Regions from separate parts of the Homo sapiens genome. Here region 1 is linked to region 2. A link is a loop called in an ENCODE intact Hi-C map of the cell type or tissue named here. Cell type or tissue: IMR-90. All regions are shown on one strand. Links, peaks and the distances in the headings refer to the core of each region. The heading gives the core; the rest is flanking DNA. Region 1 overlaps LOC105374007 (a long non-coding RNA gene). Region 2 overlaps LOC107986104 (a long non-coding RNA gene).

Region 1 (10,957 bases), core at 3,792-6,291, 190 kb after region 2:
CCCAGGGGCTGAGAGACAACCCCATCCAAGGAGTGTTCATGGCGTTTGCACTCTTCTAAAACATTCACTTCTAAGAATATGTACAAAATAAGGGTGGAGTTGGACGTAGTGAAAAACCTCCGATAAGTCGCAGCAAACCAAAACTGGCTTTTAAGGATCTTGAGCTCAGCAGCAACATACACACTGAGGTCTTATAATCCTTTGGATGGAATAAGGGAATTCTCCTTTATACGAAAAAAATATTTTGAGATATTCAGGCACAAACAGAGACTGTACATTTTGGCAGGAAACTCATCTGGAATTTTAAAGCCAAAATTATAAGTTCGAAATGAGAGAAAAGAGAACCACAGTCAGGGTTGTCATAAATAGAATAATTTTATTCTTCATGTTTTCACCAAAATAACAATCATACATTTCAACAGTGGGTTTTTTTTTCCATTGGTACCAAATGGATTATTCAGAACATCTCATTTTGATTTATTGAGAGCAAACATAACAATTGTTCAAATTAGAGTACAGAGTTTAAATTAGGTAAACACTGGGAAGGAATCAAACAAAAACCTATTTTGTGCTAAGCTGGGAATCTCTTGTGTGTTGAGTAGTGGTGTCGCATGCAGTCCCAGGGCCCTTGGCTCCAAGTCCACACAGCCAGGCACTCCCTGGGCTGTGCCCAAGGCCTTGAGGGCAATGGCGTCTGGAGTCTCCCAGTTTTATTGTTGGTTTGCATAACTCTCGCAACCAACTCTAAACTAGAGGTATATCCTGAATTGGACCTCCTGGGAAATGAAGTGATTACTTCCAAATTCACCAGTCAGAATCTCTGTAATCTGGAGCTCTTGGCTGTGGCCAGAAAAGAGCAGGGTGGGTGGAAGGTGGAAAGTCCTCCACTGAGCTCTGCCACTGGTTGCAAGTTATAGAATCAATATCATACAGAAGCAAAATGACCACCCTTGCATGAGTTACTAAGAGCACCCATATTATTCCAAAAAACATGGTGGGTTGTGGAAATAGAGGATAGATGCTGGCCAAGCAATGCCTGCAGATGGGAAACTTCTAACCCACCCTTTGGGAGGCAATCTCATTCTTGATGAAGCCATTACAAATGCAACGACAGAAGATATTACAGTCACTGCAGTCACCACAACAGAGATCTTATGGGGAAAAATCAATATCTTAATTTCTTCTGGATTTTTTAATAGAAAAGTATTTTCTATTCCAAATATTAAACATGAGCTTCAGGAGGAGTAACTAGACTAAGGTTTTTAGATCAGTACATGTAATAGAGGAACATTCTTGTTTGTAATAAGCTTGTTTCTTCCTTGTGTATTTGTTTTCACAGTAAGGGCTAAATTCTCCCCTCTCTGAAAAGTGAGAGAAGAAAACTACAAAAATACAGTTGACAATTATAATAAAGTGTATACTTTTATATACTTTGATATATCAAAACCTATTAAAAATTTAAGGATAAAGGCATATTAAATGCTATGAAAAAAGTATACCTATTACTTTCATATGACACACTCTACACCTAACCTTGGGTGCACTAAACATTCTAATTCTGCATTCTTTATTCTGAGAAGTCTACTTCCTGACTTGATACATTCACCTCCCTGGCAGGGTATCAGCAGAGGAAATGGAGTAGTAGAAACAGAAATACAAACTCCCATGCAGTTGAAAGCTGAGAAAGAGAAACTGTGATATGTACTTTACAGGCCGGCTTTCTCTCCCCTAACTCAAAATTAGAGCAAAGGGAATGAAATTTGAGCAATCATAACTCACATTTCTATAGCTCCTGCAGTGTACAAAGAGCCTTTACACATGTGATCTCATTGAAACAGCAAAACATTCCACCTTCTGAACAATTTCTAGGGTCAGAAAGTATATGTGTAAAACAGAAGGTGGCCTGTTCTTAAATAAGGATCTTCTTTATTGATAGTAGGTCAACACAAACATAGCTGAGTCCCTTAGGTTTGGGTTCCAGAAGCAGACTCTGATGGAACAAAAAAAAATAATAAAGAGATAAAATGTGAACAAATGTGGGAGTGATTCACTCCTAACCAGGAAATTGGGACAGGGAAGGAAAAGCAGCCAAGCAAAGGCGGGATTTCAGGCAAAGTCCTAGCTTCAGCCTGATCCCCAAAGGGAATCTGGAATATAAGCCACACTTTAGAGTTTGTCCTGACCAGTAGCACAGGGGCTGGGCCTTCATATTCCTGAAGATACACTCATGGGCTAAGGGCTTAGGGGAATGGAGTGGAGTGATCGGGGAACACAAAATCCCGGACACTTCTGGCTGTCTGCACAGCTCCAGAAGAGTTGCAAGTGAGGACTGTTAGGAGAAAATCAAACAAACAAAAGAGGGGAAGCTCACAGACATAAACAGTAAAAGGGATTTGAGGGAATCTGGGCAGAGTAATAGCACAGTCCACTGTGGGTTTAGCTTTACAGAAAACAGACTTTGAAAAACAGAATATTAAGGCTACCAATTCAAAGCCCAATACCAAAACTACTGAAATGTTTGCAAAAAGAATGTCATGGTGTAAGTGTGAAAAGTAGTTGAAGGAGAAAGATCAAATGGACCCTTACTATATGGTTGTTCAAAGGTGGCTTAAAATATAAAATTCTATTGAGCAAATCACATGGCTCAATTAAGGCCAACACTAAATTAATTCTGACTGTTACTGACTAGCCACAAAAGACGTAAGACAAATCTTTTCACATTACTGAGTCCCAAGCTGCTTTTTAAATGGAGGGATAGGAGATAAGGTTATAATAACAATTAACATGTATTTGTATATTTATACTGTGCCAGGTGCTAAGTGGTTAGCCTAGATGATCTCATTACAAGTTAGTGTTATAAATCTCCCCATTTCATAGGTCACACAAGCTAGTAAAGGGCAGAGCCATGGTTTAAACCTAAACATGTCAGTTTCAAAAACTGGGTGTTAAACTGTTCCAATACTGCTTCCCAGAGGGAATCCACGTCATTTATAGCTCTGGAATTCAACTGTTTGAACTCATGCCCTATGAGTTCACATGTGGCAGATGTAAGAAAAGAGGGACACAGAGTAAACAAAGACATTCATAGACAGGATACTGTCTCCACATTGCACAACTCCTAGGGACACTGGTTACCACCTGCATCCGCCATCTAGGGTTTTGCATTGCTGGGATATTCAACAAGGCCCTGATTAAGCAAGTTTAGATGATTCCTGCCATCTCAATTCCTGATGATGTGCCTAACCAATATGTTGTAAACTTAGTTGGGTGGATTAGCTTTAGAAAAAGCTAATTGAGATGTCAAGGCCTAAAGACCACATTTTCCTTTTTTTCTTTTTTTTTAAGCCTTTCTTTTCTATTGCAAGTTACTAAGGAATTTGCTGGCTGTCCAAGTAATTCTTAATATTTTTTAAATCCAAGGTTTTCCCTAACTTAGTGTGCTGCCTGTCTCCAATAACAAAGGCCTTCAGACCACACTAAACACAAATGTCACCTTAAAAGCTTGTACCATTTATGATGGCAGTGAGGGGAGTAGGTTAAGGGTGAAAAGGTTTTCACCTCACACACACATCATACAGGAAACTTATTTATGTGTTAAGCACTACCCATGACTTTGGCCTAGATTTAAGGCCTGAAAATTAGCATAAAATTTGTGTTCTATTAAAGTACTTTTCAGACAGATTTGACTTTGTCAAAGAACTCAAAACATTTTAACATGAAGATTTATTCCCACATTCTTGGGATAGATCTCCATTATAGAAATTATCAAATTATTATTATCTGTTTATATAAATTTATGAATGCTTCCTCTTGAAGGTAATCTCTTTGAGGACAGAAGCCATGACCTAGGTGTCTCTCTTTCCCCAGGTCTGGAATATGACAGCTACTCACTGTCAAGGAATTAATGAGTCTATAGTACTATGCAGCACTGAGCATGTTCTCCTATCTCCTCAAAGAAGAGAGAGAACCCTTACATTTACTTATCAGAGAACTGAGAAAATGAAACCACATTCTTCATGTGTGAAGAATCAAGTGACATTGTACCCTAGGGACTCAATAAGGCTACTCCATCTTGCAAAAAAAAAGATATCTTACTAGAAATATTAAAATAAAATGTCAAGATGTGTATTAAACTCGGTTGGACCAGAAATGTATATTTTTTATTCAAGCATGAAAAGGATATGTATCCATCCAATGTGGTTTTCAGAGCCTATGTCCCCATGTAGGGGAAAAAATTCTCCCTCACCACTCGCCTCGAGACCCACCCTTAGAGCTTTATTTTTTTTAGCACAGTGTTTAGGGTGGAATGGAAATCCCTGTGGGATAGGAAACACTTTAACCTTTAACTGTAGTTATCAATCACTTATAATGTAATATGAATAAAAGCTCTCAGAGCAGAATTTTTATCAAAAGCACTGAGGATGTGAAAGTGTAGTTACACTTATATCAAGGATTATATAGTAAAATGAAAAAAGAGCAGAGTTTTTCTGAAGTCACATTTCACCTCTTCACTGACTTACTTTGGGCTGGCCTTGATTGGAACCAGGAGGCCATTCGTCTGTGGGCATCAGGACCAACCCTCCCCTCCAAAGCAGAAACTCAAAATACACTGCAGTCTTCAACCATTCTTTCTGTGGGCCCAATGCACAGCTGCTGTTGCTTCCTCCTCAGTCTGGGGAATCACCCAAAGATCATTAGATTCAGAATGACTTGGCAAACCAAAATCTTAAGAGAGTGCAGTCGCGTGGCCCAGTCACTATTCCACAAGTCCTCGGTTGTGAGTCACAGTCAGAGTACTTCACAGACCTTAGCAAGTGATGTAATAATCTGGAGCCCGAGAATTGTGAAATCGAGGATTTGCCACCAATTAACCGTGTAACTGTAAGGCTTTGGTTTCCTTAAATGTTAAATATATATATATATATGAGGGGAGGGGAGATACTGCATAATCAAATAAAAGTAGGAAATGCTTCATTAAAAGAAACTTAATACTTTTTTTTTTTTATTTTGGGAATCCCCAAAGCCTATAATATGTTAATATGAACTGCAAATCTCCAGGAGGGGAAACAGTGTCCCAGGTTTCCCAACCTCATTTCATTTTGGAACCCTATTTTCTTTTTTCTTTTTTTTTTTTTTTTTTTTTTGAGATGAAGTCTCACTCTTTCACCCAGGCTGGAGTGCAGTGGCGGGATCTTGGCTCACTGCAACCTCAGCCTCCCAGGTTCCAGTGATTCTCCTGCCTCAGCCTCCCAAGTAGCTGGGACTACAGGCACGTGCCACCATGCCCAGCTAATTTTTGTATTTTTAATAGAGACAGGGTTTCACCATGTTTACCAGGCTGATCTTAAACTCCTGACCTTGTGATCCACCCACCTCGGCCTCCCAAAGTGCTAGGATTACAGGCATGAGCCACCGCACCCAGCTGGAACTCTATTTTCAAATATCATTTTCTAGAACTCGTATTCTACTGGTTACAATTTGGAAAATGCTAGACTAAGTGATCCCCAAAGGCCTCCAAGCATTAATATTCTAAAATTTTACTCTCTGATTCTTTTCTTCCCCCTTTAATCCTAATAAGGAGCTCCACATGAGATTCTGCATATCCAAACTCTTTGCAAACTTAAAAATACCAAAAAACTGTTAGCTATTATAACATGGGGGCAGGACCAGGGAGATGAAGCGTATCCTGTCAACACCCTGAGAACATGGGTAACAGTCTCCACTAGAAAATCTCTGACCTGCAATTATGTCTTTTTGTAATGTGCTTAATTACATACTTAGAAAATAAATTCTAGAATTCCAGCACAATTTTTGTTTAAGGAAATAAGAAAATCCTTTGTTTTGCATAAACGGTGTTACAACTAATTAAGGGAGAAATTAGCTGCCAGGTTACATGAAAAGATAAGACCTGATTCCATGACATCTTCTTTGCATTCATGAGAAGCGAGCTGATGGTCTGCTGCCTGTGTGGTGTTTAGCTCAGCCTCCACTGACTGGGACTCATTAGCCAAGGGTTACAAAAAATGTAACCAATGCTTTTTCCAGATATTCCACCGCAAACCAAGTAAGACGGTGTCTGTCCCTTGCCTTGAAGGCCTGGGTCTGAGCCACTCACGATGCTCCCTCCAGCTCAGCCTGCGGCATGGGATTTTCATTAGATGGCGTTCCTTGTATTCAAGCAAGTCCTGCTGGGGTATAAATACCGCTCCTTTGTTTTTGGAGAAGTGAAGAAGGAGGTAAGCATGTTAATAAACAGCTATTCATTAACTTTTTAAATAATTTTAATGTTCAATAAACTTCTTGTTCTAGTCTTGTTTTTCCTAAGAATAAATCAACATATATTCCAAGTGGCTTTGGGAAGTGGCTAAATATTGCCCATGCTTTTTCCCTTAGTGAAAGTTCCTCCCATTTTGTGATTTGAGAGGCTTATTCACAAGTAGCATTCACCAGAAGAGCCACAGAACTGCTGATGCTTGCAAGGCTCAGGATAATGGGATATGAAATACAGACATTAGAGGCCCAAGTGAACACAAAAAGCCACACGCAGCCCAAGCCCAAGGTCTAAATTTCACTGTTCTGGAACTGCTATGGGCAGTCCCAAGGCCAGGGTGGGCAAAGGAGGCTCCTTCAATGTGGGATACCCTCCCCAGCTCTCCCCATTTTCCTCTTGGAGATACTCTGTTAGTTTAGAGAGCAATAGCAGATTCTCTGTCTCTGGATGGCTGCTGTTAAAATCTACAAGAGTTTCTTACCTTACATTTACTTATCAGATTAAACTGTCCTTTCAGAAGAACTAAGAAAATGAGACCACGTCTAAGGAGCATTATTATGGGGCATGAGATTGGATCCTGATAGGACCTGGGTGGCAGAGAGTGGCAAGGACTAGACACAAGGGCAGCCCACAGGATATTCACATTTCATGGGGCCTTGCCAACCAGAGCAGGAGTGAAGAAGTTAGAAGAGTATGTCAAAGAGAAATTCCAAAAGGGAACTCTGAACAGGAAGGTGGCCAGCTTCACAGGGAAATAAGTGCTTCCCCAGCAAGCCCTGCCCAGCCCCCAAATCAAGCTCTAATGAGAGTTCTTCCAGTCCAAACAGTATCCACACTCTCAAGCAAGGAAACAAAAAGGGAAAACAGCAAACCTAAGTCACTTTAACAATATAGCTCTTCCATGTTCTGGACACAAGAAGGACAAGATTTTAGAGAGAATGACACAAAAGCACACATTTTCTCAACAATCAGAGGTTCCATATACCTGAACTGTTGCCAATTCAATTCAAGTAGAAGTTTATGCCCCAGGGATAGTGACTTTGCTAGTGCCCAGAATAGAGTGGAAGGGCTCTGGTAAGAGAGAGGTGAAAATTAAAAGTGACAGTATCATGTTTTGGAAACATCATTGTAAGGAAAATAATCAACAGGACAAATATACTGAGGATCCAGACACTTCTCTTAGTAAATTGGTTGAGAGAAAGGGAAATAAACAACTGAGCTGGGTAGCCTTGTTTTCCTCCCATTGAGACTGTCTCCTCAAATATCACACATCCATCCTCAGCAGTGACAACTCCAAACCTTGGTGGTTCTGTACTTTTGCCACAGACTTTATTCTTGAGAAGCCAAGAGCAGCAGAAAACCTAACTTTATGTTTTCCTTTTTGAAAGAGCCTTGAACTTCCTTCTCAGAAATTTACCAAACAATGTAGAGTAGGCTTGGAGGTAGGTGGTTTTTTAAAAAAAAAAAAAAGAAAAAAGAAAAGAAAGAAAAAACAGACTTCTGAACATCCAGGATGATATTCAGCCTGAACTGCAGTTAAATTTCAATAAATAAATACATAAAATATATCATCTAAAGACATTACTATTAGACCACCAGAAACCTTAAAGGAACCCAAAATGTATAACCTTAGAGGAGACCCAAGGCCACTTAAAGAAGCCTCGTTTTACTGAACCACAGCATAGCTGATCGCTGATGCACCCTCAGAATTGCATATTTATACTCTTGTCTGCTAGTAGAATAGGTGGCTGGGCTTTTGTTTTGTTTTGCTTTATCCAAGTGGAATGCATTTCTCTAGGAGCACAGCGTATCTTGGACCTGGGTCTGGATGGAGCCCAAGGAATGCAAGATCAGAGAGTGCCTGAAGTTACCAGATAATGGCCAAGAGGCAACGAAGCTTTTGATTCTGTAAAATAGAGAATGGGACTAGACGAACTCTAAGTGTCTTCCAGCTTGAACATTCTGTGATTCTATGCTTCCACCCCACGTGCCATATTCATTGACAAACAAGGAAAATCCGATCTGGACTGGTGGTGGTTTTTAAAACCTCACGATTCTATAAAATACCAGGAATATGTGATCATACCAGACATATTTAATATGTGTGTATTTCATCATTGCAGAGCCCTTCCCAAATGTTAAACTGGGGCTAGGGTTCAAGGGTATTTGAAAAAAATTTTTTTAAAAATCTGGCCTTTAGGTTTGTGCTATATTAATCTATGGGAAAAACAGCAAAGATTCTTAGGGGGCTGTGATCCTGAGGGCTATAATCAGATATACACTAAAGAACTCTATGATGAAAAAAAAATCCTTGAGAGAAGGGTTTGGAAAGGGAGATCTGAATGGTCAGTGTCTGTAATGAACTAAATATGTATTCACCCGCCCCCATTCGTATGTTGAAATCCTAACCACCAAGGTGATGGTAGGAGGTGGGGCCTTTGGGAGATGATTAGGTTATGAGGACAGATACCTTATGAATGGGATTAGTCCTCTTATAGAAGAGACCTCAGAGAGGTTCCTGACTCCTTCCACTATGTGAAGTTACACAGAGAAGACACATCTATGGAGAAGCAAGAATCTGTCAGCACCTTGATCTTAGACTTCCCAGCCTTCAGAACTGGGAGAAATAAATTCCTATTGTTTATAAGCCACCAATTATAGGAGTATTTTGTTACGGCAGCCTGAACAGACCAAGACAGGCTTGAAGTTATGTCCAGCTATTATTAAAGATCTTTTGGCTGAGCTAACAATATGTTAGAAAAACTAAAATGGTTTTGTTTGCAAAAACAAAACATATTTAGATAACAAGAACAAAAAATTACATATTCATTTTTTAAACTGAGGTTTAGCTTAGATCCAGTAAAATTCACCCTTCTTAGTACACAGTTCTATGGGTTGACAAACACATATGATCATGTGTAACTAGCACCACAGTCAAGATAAAGAACAGTTCCACCATCCAAAAAAACTCCCCATGCCGGCCCCTGGCAGCCACCTACCTGTTCTGTCTCTACAGTTTTCCTTTGAAAGAAGGTCATTTACATGGGACAGTATTCAGCCTTTTAGACCTGGTGTTTTCATTAGCATAATACATCTGAGATACATCCATGTTATTGCATATATCAATAGTTTGTCCTTTTTGTAGCTGTGTATTACACTATTGTATGACTTTATCACATTTGGGAAACATTTGGGCTATTTCCAGTTGTTGACAATTACAAATAAAGCCACTGTGAGCATCCCCATACAGGTTTTTGTGGGAATGTAAGTTTTCATTTGCCTATGGTAAATACTTAGGGAGGGACATTCCTAGGTTTGTATGCTAAGTGTAAATTTAACTTTATAAGAAACTGCCAAATTGTTTCCTAAAGTGACCAAACCATTGGCATTCCCACCAACAATGTAAGAGGTCAAGTTCTTCTCCAGCCTCACCCACACTGGATATGAACAGTTTTCTCTTTAAGCTTTTCTAATAAGTGTGCATTGACATCTCATGTGGCTCTAATTTGCCTTTCCTTGCTAATTAATGATGTTGAGCATCATTTCATATGCTTATTTCCATCCATTTATTTCTTTGGTAAAGTGTCTACTCAAATCTTTTGCCTACTTTTTATTGGGCTATTTTACTATTGCCTTTCAAATGTTCTTTTGTATTCTGGACATAAGTTTCTTATCAGATATGTGATTTGAAAGTATTTCCTCCAGCCTATCCTTTTATTCCTCTAAGAGTGAATGTTGAAGACCTATAGACCACTTTGAAGCCCACTTTTGAGAGTTGATAGAAAATGGAGAGACGGTGAAAGCCCATATCTCTCGTTTGCTCTCCATCTTCTCTGTGGAGAATGTTCTTCAGAATGGATATTGTGCTACAAACACAGCAGGAGGGAATTAAGTTTATTAAACGTATTAAAATTTACATAAGTGCCAAGAGAACATTTACATTCTCTAAACAAGCTCTATAATGCTATCAGGGAGAATTTTAATGTCTGTGGCTGAGAGAAATGCAAATGTGATGTGTGCCCATGAGGAAATGGGAAAACCAATAGAGGATCAGGAGTATTGCAGACCCACCAAATGTCTTTCTTATTCCAAAACAGAGAGAGAGAGATGGAAATAGCACCCACCAAAGGACAGTGAGCTATCCTCACTCAGAAGAGGGAAACTAGTTTCTACTAGTAGTTAGCATGAGTTCATTAATAGGTCACATGAGATTAACCTGTTTTTCCTATTTGGCAGACCAAAAGGCCACGTGTAATAGCTATGGAACATGTGACAGCTGCATTTTACAAAGTCTCTCTAAATAGCTTAGTTGATAATATGGGAAAACAAGGGAGATGACCATTTGACTAGTTGCATTTGTAATTTTTGAATAACTGTACACTATGCAATAGTCATTTATCTATGTATCAGTGGCAACCTAGAGAGAAATTTTCTTAATTATATCATAACATAATTTTATTAATAATTCATATAAAAATGTGAAAGATAGATATCCCAAATTTGTAGATGGTAGAAAGCTGGAAATTATTATGAATGATTTAGGACCAAATAAAGACCAAAAACATCTTCTCAAGCCAGCCTGAATACAATGAGATGAAATTTAAAGGAGACAATTTTAAAATATTTCACTGAAGTCCAAAAACAGTTTGAGTTCTGGGTAGTGAAGGACACAGGGCTCAGCATGAA
Region 2 (9,858 bases), core at 196-2,695:
ATGGTTAAAATATGCTTAGTCAGTGTTCAGGGGCTCTGTGTGGCACCACTCCAACGACATCGTTTGTAACATTTTTGCACAAATGGAGCAAGACTATTAGTCTGGTTTGATGAAACACAAATCTGAAGAGATGGGATAATGGAGTAGTATCACAAATCAAGAAAGCCTGAACTATGTGAAAAACCTCGACCCATATAAGAAAAATATGAAGAAAAACAAGTTAATCAGAAAAAATGAGAGCCATAATAAATTATCTAGTTTGGGGAGAATGCATAACATTCTCGAGTCCAGCAGGAGGGACATATGTCATATTTATACCTCAGGATCACAAAAATGGCAGAATTGAATCATGGCAGCAAGGAGGACCTCAGATACCTATTCTTGAAATCTCCAGTAGATCCCTTGTTGGGTTCTTTATTTCCACCTTTCTCGATCATGTCTACATCTATTCCTCATCTGGAGTCAAAGTTAACTTGAGAAATATTCCCTGCCTTTCCATCTCCTGCCCACTCTTGAACCTTGATTCCCACCACTGCATTCTTGATTCCCTATGTTCAGCTCTTTGGCCTTCTTCCTCTTCCTAGAAGATGCAAAGACTATTCACACTTTGGGGCTTGTGCACTTGCTATTGCTCCGTGTGGAATATTCTACCCTAAGGCATTTTTATGGTTTAATCCCTCTTGGAATTTGGCTCTCAGCTTAAGTGTTACTTCTTTAGTGAGGCCTTTCCTAAGCATCTAATTTAATGTAATGGATATAACTCCTTACCCATAACTTTCTGTCATATTATGGTAATTTACTTTGTTTACAGAACCTGTAATTAGCTGAAATTATTTTGACTTTTTTTGTTTATTATGTCCTCTGTCTCCTCTCTCTGTCACGTTCTCTGCTATATTTTTCTTAACAAGAGCCTTACGTGACACATAGTAAGTACTCTTTATATATTTAATGTGAAAATCAAGTTACCTGACTAACCCTGAGGTTGCTTTGCTAATAATTTCATCTCTTAATGAGTCCATAAATAACCAAAAGGAGTTGCTAATTTGAATTTAATTCTTAGCAACAAGGGAAAACTGACTGAGTCAACGGACGTGAAAGTAACTTTGGAGAATGTGAACAATGTTCTTGGAATTTATAATAAAGCTGTGGAAAGCAATCCTGGGGGACAGCCAGATATCTACTCTGGACTTTAGGAAAGCAGGCCTCAAAAAGTGTAAGACAAATTAGGAATGACTACATGGCTAGAGATTCAAAAGAGAAGACTGCTTCAGGAGATGAAAGAATAACAATAACATTTTGATAATACAGTTACTGATTACATTTTTTAAAACAAACAGAAATTGGAACCCTAGGTACTGTCTGGGATGAGGTCATTTTTAAAAAGACATGTACAAAAGTCAGAATAAACAGTGTATAGCCAAAAATAAAAATATAAGAGTTCCATAAACCATAAAAATATAAGAGTTCCATAAACCATAAACTCTTATAAAAATATAAGAGTTCCATAAACCATCAAGTTGAAAATAGGCTGTGGAAAACAAAATACAAAATACAGAACTTAAATGATTTTTTTAAAAATTAAAGTTTGCTCTTCCCACAGTGAAAAGAACATGTAGAATCAAATTTATTTGGGAGAGACAGTGTAACATTAGTATAATGCTAAACTCATTGTTTTATTCCAACTTTTATATATAGAGAAAGATATTCAATCCAAAAAAAGAAGAAATATGGAGAAGAGGAAAATAAGGCACAAGATAAAATAAGACAAATTAATGGGGAGATCAATGTAGCCCAGAGTATTAAAACAACTTGAAGTAACACAATGTTTACATTGAATAACATTGAATAGCAAGGAGACAAAAAAGGAGCCTTATCTTAAAGTTCACAATGAATAAAATGAATTTTTGAAACTAGAGACCTATTAGTTTGTGTCTTTCATGATAAAGTTCTAAAGCATGTTATTAGGGCTAGATGGGGGTGTATTCCGTGAACTAGGAACATGGCATTATGTTAATATAAATAAATCCAAACAACTGTTAAATGGGTTTTCTTACACAAATAAGCTTGGAAAATGTTGGATTAATTGAAATTAAAGAAGATTTTCCTTTATTTACTGCAAGATTCGCAGTTTATAACATGCAATCTGCACTGAGACTTTCCAAGAAAAGGCAGATCATATGTGGTGTTTTTAGAATCTCATGGAACTAGTATCTTAAAGAACATACTTTGGGAAACAGTGTTCTGGTGACATGCTGCAGGGTTTTATACTTTCATATATTGTGCTCCACACTTTTGCTAATAACTTAAACAAGGACAAGATGGCCTGCTTATCACATCTACAGCCAACACAAAGCTAGGAGAGACAGTTAATATGATGGATGGCTAAATCAAGTTTAAAAAAATATTATGACAGGTTGGAATATTGGGCTGAAACTAACAAGATAATAGTGGTCTCCAAAATTATCTCATATGTACAAGACAGGAGACACCTGGCTTAATAATAGTCATTTCTATCAACAAAATCTAGAGAGCTACAAACTCAGTATGAGCCAACAGTGTGTTGCCTTTGCAACAAAAACAATGTAGTAAAACTGTTATACTGGGATGTCTTAACAGAACAAAAGGGCTTAGAGGAATTCCTAACTCCGTTGTCTTCAGTACTGGTCAGGCAACATTTGGAAGGTGGAGTGATGGAAATATGCTCAGTGGAAAGCTACTGCACCTATCATTAGCCATTAAGACCTGCATTCTACATTAACTAAACTCTAAGTCAACCTTAATAGACGCCTACTATAAAGAATAACTCTTGGCCGGGTACAGTGGCTGATGCTCGTAAGCCCAGCACTTTGTGAGGCTGAGGCATGCAGATCATGAGGTCAGGAGTTCGAGACCAGCCTGGCCAACATAGTGAGACCCCATGTCTACTAAAAATACAAAAATTAGCCAGGCATGGTGACAGCCACCTGTAATCCCGGCTACTCAGGAGGCTGAGGCTGGAGAATCATTTGAATCCGGGAAGCAAAGTTTGCAGTGAGCTACGACCATTCCATTGCACTCCAGCCTGGGCAACAGAGAGACACCCCATCTCAAAAAAGAAAGAAAGAAAAAAGAACAACCCTTAAATATGGAGCTAAAATAATGCATATAATGTTTTCAAGAGGAATAAAAAATTGCTAATTCACATTAAAAACTGATTTTACTCAAGAGGAAAAGAAAACATAAAGAATAAAATACCAGAAGTCATCATCAGTCCTAAATAATGTTTCTACTTATTGATCACCCCATAGGTACACATATTGCTTCTAATCCTCAGAAAAACTCTGCAAGGTAGATATTATTAATCCCTATCAACAGATGAGGAACTGGGAATGTCCATGTAATGCCAGCCAGTAAGTCGCTGAACCTGAGTACAAACTCAAATTTGTCTGACTCTTGTGCTCGTGATATTTCCTCTACAGCACTCAATCTTCTGCTAGGGAAAGGAAGGCAGACTTGGTCAGATTGTCCTTTTCCATGCATCAATCTCTATTTTATAATAGAAAAAAATCACAGAATGTAAATTCCTCAAGGAAAATGACCCTACTTTATACCATTCCTACCCACTCCCACTGCTACCAGTATAGCAATAATATAGTATATAGTAAGCAATTTAATCCAATTCAAAAAACATTGATTCATTCAGCAAATATTTATGAAAAGTCTACCATGTGCAGGCACTATTGTTGGCCATGAAGATACAACAATGAAAAAAACATGCAAATTCCCAGACCTCATGAAGCTGATTTCATAACAGGAGAAATTACAATGCCATGAGAAGCATATGAAAGATATGTTTATTCTTGGCCACTTCATAAAAATTATTTAAAATTGCCCATTAAATAATTGTTTTTAGGACTGTGGATTAATTTCTATTGCTGTGTGACAATTGGCCACAATCTGTAAAACAACACTTATTTATAATCTCACCATTTCCATGGGTCAGGAATCTAGCACCACGCAGCTGAGTTCTCTGCTCAGAGTCTCACATAGCTGAAATCAAGGTGTTGCCTTGGGATGCTGCCTCACCTGAAGCTTGTGGTTCTTTTCCAGGCTCATTCAGAGTGTTGCCAGAATTCAGTTCGGAGATTGTAACACTGAAGTCCCTGTGTTCTTGACTGATGTCTAGGAGGCCCCTTCTTGATTAATGTGAAGGAGCTCCTAGAGGATATCTGCCATTCCCCAACATGTTGGCTCTCTCTCAACATGGCAGGTGCCCATTTAGGGCTAACAAGAAAAGGTCTCTGCTGCTTCCAATTTCTGACTTCTGTCCTTGACCTCTAGAGTCAAATTTACAGGACTCGGGTGATCAGGTCAGACCCACCCAGATCATCTCTGTTTTGATTAACTCAAAGGCAGTTGATCAGTAAATTTAAGTACATCTACAAAATCTTCAGTAATTAAAATCAAAGTTTACAGTGATTAAACTCCATCATTAAAATTAGTAATCTTATCTCTTCAGAAATCTATTTTGCTATATAATATAACATAATCAGAGGAGTGATAGCTCATCATATTTTCATCCATCCATGCTCAAGGGAAGGAGACTACACAAGCACGAGTCATTTGGGGCTCATCTTAGAATTCTGCCAATCACAGGCTGTAAAGGAGTTTGAGAATTCATTTCTTCCAATTTCTTGCTTTATATTTTTCATTCATTAATTCACTCATTTAATATATATTTACTGAACACAATTACATGTGTCCTATGTGAAGAGATGCAGTTAAGTAAGTAAGACAGAAGTCATTGCTCTCAAGGCCCTAAAAGTCTAAAATAATTCAATAAATTGGGCTGGGTGCGGTGGCTCACTCCTGTAATCCCAGCACTTTGGGAGGCTGAGGTGGGTGGATCACTTGAGGTCAGGAGTTTGAGACCAGCCTGGCCAATGCAGTGAAGCCCTGTCTCTACTAAATATATATAGATTAGCCAGGTGGTGTGATGGCATGCACCTGTAATCTGAGCTACTCAGGAAACTGAGGAAGGAGAATCGCTTGAACCTGGGAGGCAGAGGTTGCAGTGAGCCAAGATCATACTGCTGCATCTAGCCTGGGTGGCAGAGCAAGAGTCTGTCTCTAATAATAATAATAATAATAATAATAATAATTCAATGAATAATAATAATTCAATTAATAATAGTAAAATAAAACAGTATGATAACAGCAATAAAAGTATGTGAACATATAGATTTGGCACAGAGGAAGGGATCAATCATCTAGAAGGGCCAGAGAGCATTGTGATATGATGCAGTAACTATATATTAGTAAGTGGACTCAAACCCTTCTGAATAAATAACCTTTATTTTGAGAGTTTCATGGAAGGACTTACCATGATGACACATTCTCTCTTACTAGTATTAGCTTGTTGTCATTAACAACTATGAATACTAAAATTTCCCACTTCTTCTGAGGTGTACCTTGCAAGGTGCAGCTCCCCACTCCAAGGGCTAATCAATTTCCAGGTACGTCTGTAAAGTGAAATTGATGAGTCTATGGAGAGGTCTTTATCCATCCATGAATGGAGTCAGAAAGGTCTCATTTTCTGTGAACAATAACACTATCTACTTGCTTTATTACTTTCTTCCATATGTAGGTTGGAAATACAGGTTAAGTCATACCACTAGTAAATCTGTAGCAAGATCTCACAGGGGAATAAAAAACAGTGAATGCATTCATTTCTTGGCTTACATATGGGGGAAGTACATGAATGCCTGGACTCCAAAGGGACAACTTTGTACAGTTCTGTTTGTAGTTACATATGGTCTGTATAAACAGATGAAGGGTCTTTGGCTTCCTTTAGACCAAGAAGGGTAGTGAGATTCTAGCAGCCAGAAACAAAACACTGAAGGCTGGCTACAAACAAGTTTGATCAATGGTCTGAGAGCTTCAATTCACCATTCTATTTCCTTAGCAAGCACTTCATCTTGTGCCAGCCACTGCTGTGCATGACGTTTGATTTTAGGGACTGGCTATTCATCATCTTTTGGTTTTCTCTCCAGGCACGAGGGTGCCAATAAGGCTGCTTATTGCCTCAGGATAGCAGGTGGCAATGTTGGCAGTTAAACAGTCAGCGAGATGTCAATCTTACTTTTATTGCTCTGTTCCAGAAAAACATAGAACTGAATGAAAGCACATTTCCCCACCTCTCAAGTTTTCTAAACTGTTACATTATTTGGAAAAAAGAAAAGCTTTGCAACATAGAAGTTTCTTTTAGTTCAGAGATTCTACTTGATATTTATTTCAAGAATAAATGAATGAATTCTTCATAGATTCTGCCGAATATGTCAAGGAAGATTTACCTTTTTCTGTAAAAGCAAATAAGGACGTTGTCTTTTGTAGTAAGATTTTGAGTGATTTACTGTCTCATGAGTTGATCCATGCATGTCGTCTGCAAGGTTTCATATCATCCCAGACTAAAACGAAACATGATGAGAACAGTGTTAATTCTATACCTAGATCCTCTCAGAATCCCTTTGTGGTTTCTTTCTGTGCTCCCACCCCTTAACTCCTCCATGCAGTCCTCCCAAAGGTTTACTCCCACACTTTGCTTCAGAGGACTGTCGATGAGCAACTGGAGCTGCTCTTCCCAGAGATGCAGCATGCTGGGAGATATTGTTCCAAGGGTAGCTCACAGTTTATGACATCAGCTCTGTGTTGTAATTTCTGTTCTACCCTACCTTAGACAACGGCTGAGATTGAGACATGGCTTGGCTTCTTCCCTTCTATTTTCTCTCATTAGCTTCTATTAGAAGAACTTCCTTAACAAATCTACTCATTCAGATAAGTATTTAAAGAGATCCCTCTAGCTGTGACATGCAGAAGAGAGAGTTGGCCAAGATTACATGAAAATAAGACTGGCCTTCGAAATATTGAGCACATCATACTTCTTTGGGTAGAAACACTTCGCGGCGGAGGGGGGAGCAGGCAGTCCCACCTTCAGTCAGAGCAGAAACTCCTTCTAAAGCACGCATTACAGAGAATCATTCAGCTTAAGCTTGAAGATCTGGAAGCTCATTCTCTTACAGAACAGTTTTTTTTAATATAGTCACACCTGTTATAAACATCTTCCTATAATAGGCTTAAATGAGTCTCCCATGAGTTTTGCCCGTTGCTCCCATTTCTGCTGTCTATAATCTCACAGATGAAAACTGATCCTTTTTCCATGTGTGTAATGGTTAATTTTATGTGTCCATGTACCCCTTGAACTTAAAATAGAATTTGAGGGAAAAAAAAAACAGAAAAAAGAAAGTGCTACTCCCCAAAATAGATTGTTCCCATACCGACAAATTGATGCCTGCATTCTCTCGAGCGTGCATTATTGTATACCAGAATCACTATGCACAAACATGGCAAGAAAGGACCTATCCCAAAAGTATTTCTGGAAAAGTTTAATATCTGCCTCCAACAAATACTTGGCTGTGTGGTTAAGGGTCAGTATCAATGTCACTGCATTACAGTGAATGTAATGCAGGGAGCCTTCTTCACGAGCTGCACTGGAGAGAAGCTTGGGGATGATCTTCCCCCAAAACTGAAGCAACACAAATCAAAACCAACACACAACTTTAAAGACACCAGCCCCAGGATAGCAGTACTTAGGATCACTGCCCCTGAGATTACAAATCCAACTGGCAAAATGATCCTTGAAAGTCACTTACATGCAATAAATACATAAGATCATGAAAAAAGAAATTATGTGTCAACTTTACTGGGCCACAGGGTACCCAGACATTTGGTCATACATTATTCTGAGTGTGTCTTTGAAGGTGTTTCTGGGTGAGATTAATATTTAAAAGAATGAGTAGAGTGAGTAAAGCAGATAACCCTTCCTAATGTGAGTGGATCTCATTTGATCAATTGAAGACTTGAATAGAACAAAAAAGCTGAGTAAATGAGAATTCCTTAAACCCTGATTGCTTGGAATATTGGTTTTTTTCCACCTTCACCTCAAACTGAAACCCAGCTCTTCTTGGGTCTAGAGCCTGCCAGTTTTTGAACTGGAACTACATCATTAGCTCTCAGGTCTCCAGTTTGCCAAGTGCAATAATGCATTTACTACATATATACATACATGCATACACACATACACAAACAAACACAATTGATTCTGTTTCTCTGCAGAACCTTGACTAATACAACAACCCGCAGGTAGGAATATCCCTATGTAGTCTAATTTAACATCTACTGATATCTCAAACATATTTCATCCCCCTTGCCCAGCAGAAACCTTTGGCACTCATAAGTACAAATGAATAACATGAGAAAATAGTACATTAATTAAGGAATAACTTTTGTTTTACTCTTATCCTAAATTTTATCACCTTTTGAAATAGAAGACACCTGACTAAAGCTCTAAAGAGGTTGGGTGACCTTGAGGAAGTCATACCATCTGTCTAGGGCTGCCGCTTTATCTTCTATATCAAAAGAGCTTTGAGTGGGTGAGATACAGGGAAGAATATTTTAATTTGGGAAGTAGAAGTCTTGATAAGAGAATTAATACAGGAAGTTGGGGTCTGGTAGAGTCTCATAATTGAGGCTTCTATAAATTCTGGAGTGGCACGAGGTGTTTGAGATAAGGAAGGGTGCAAGAGGGTGGAAAAAGACTTCTGGTCATCTTTTTTTTTTTTTTTCTCAGCCCAACATAAAAAGCTGAGCATAAAAAGAAATTTCCACTGATTATTTTGACTGATGCCTAGTTTACACATACTTCTAAAACAAATTACTAAATTTAATATCTTTGTCTGTGTATTTTAGACATAAACTATTGTCTTTGATCACTTTTTATGTGGTGAATCCAGCTGTTAAGAACAGAATCAACAGAGTGTTTCTTGGCTACAAAACAATTGCTAAATCATATATTAATATCTGACTTGGTTGGCAACTCTAGGATAAAATTCTCTAAGAGTATAAGTCAAGGAAATAAAACCTCATGGCCTTCAATTACGATCTTTCCTGTAGGCCAGGCTTTTAAGGCTATGGAATAGAAAGATCGCACATGACTAAAACTTGCAAAGAAGTTTTGTGTTTTAGCAATAGTTATTTCCTGGGAAAAATTAATATCTCCTTGAGAAGATTACTTTCATCTTTTTAAAATCTTGGCCATTTCTCTTTATGTATTTCTCAAAAATTAATGGGTTAATAAAAAAGATTTGGAAAATGATAGCAAGCACTGAGCTATTTGAAGATCTAGACATCTTAACTGGATTCATTTACTTAACTAACACAACTCTACATTTGATAGTAGTTTTCCTTTGGCTACACACCAATAGCATTTCTAATGTCAGTCAACTTTATTTATACACAAACTCTCTGAAGAGAATGTGTAACATTTCAAATGTATGGCCTGAAATTATTTTAATAATCTTCTATCATACCAAATTATTATTTAAATCTTATCCTAGATTTCCTCATCTTTTACTTTATTTATTTATATATATATATTTTTATTATACTTTAAGTTCTAGGGTACATGTGCAAAACCTGCAGGTTTGTTACATATGTATACATGTGCCATGTTGGTGTGCTGCACCCATTAACTCGTCATTTACATTAGGTACATCTCCTAATGCTATCCCTCCCCCCTCACCCCACCCCACAACAGGCCCTGGTGTGTGATGTTCCCTTTCCTGTGTCCAAGTGTTCTTATTCTTCAATTCCCACCTATGAGTGAGAACATGCGGTGTTTGGTTTTTTTGTCCTTGCGATAGTTTGCTGAGAATGATGGTTTCCGGCTTCATCCATGTCCCTACAAAGGACATGAACTCACCATTTTTTATGGCTGCATAGTATTCCATGGTGTATATGTGCCACATTTTCTTAATCCAGTCT

The links. Peaks named below come from ENCODE experiments on the same cell type or tissue, not always from the same donor. Only the 100,000 strongest peaks of a DNase experiment are listed, where the experiment ranks them.
Region 1: a loop joins it to region 2, with 2.6 times the contacts of the local background. A loop is called at or near these places in 1 of 110 quality-filtered maps.

The regions. Positions count from the first base shown.
Region 1 is chr3:99,501,379-99,512,335 of GRCh38, forward strand. All of the region lies in intron 1 of LOC105374007 (a long non-coding RNA gene), which reads right to left. It overlaps LOC105374005 (a long non-coding RNA gene), which reads right to left. Exons shown (of 5, transcript XR_007095985.1): 4 at 4,521-6,208; 5 at 357-1,990. Among named protein-coding and RNA genes, the nearest start is that of COL8A1, 130 kb to the right of the region's middle. In IMR-90, for the core only: no CTCF peak of the experiment used is centred there; a DNase peak (open chromatin) is centred at 4,753; H3K27ac peaks cover 290 bases.
Region 2 is chr3:99,318,992-99,328,849 of GRCh38, forward strand. It overlaps LOC107986104 (a long non-coding RNA gene), which reads right to left. Exons shown (of 3, transcript XR_001740816.1): 2 at 6,333-6,446. It also overlaps the pseudogene ARHGEF28P1. Among named protein-coding and RNA genes, the nearest start is that of COL8A1, 310 kb to the right of the region's middle. In IMR-90, for the core only: no CTCF peak of the experiment used is centred there; a DNase peak (open chromatin) is centred at 1,170; H3K27ac peaks cover 387 bases.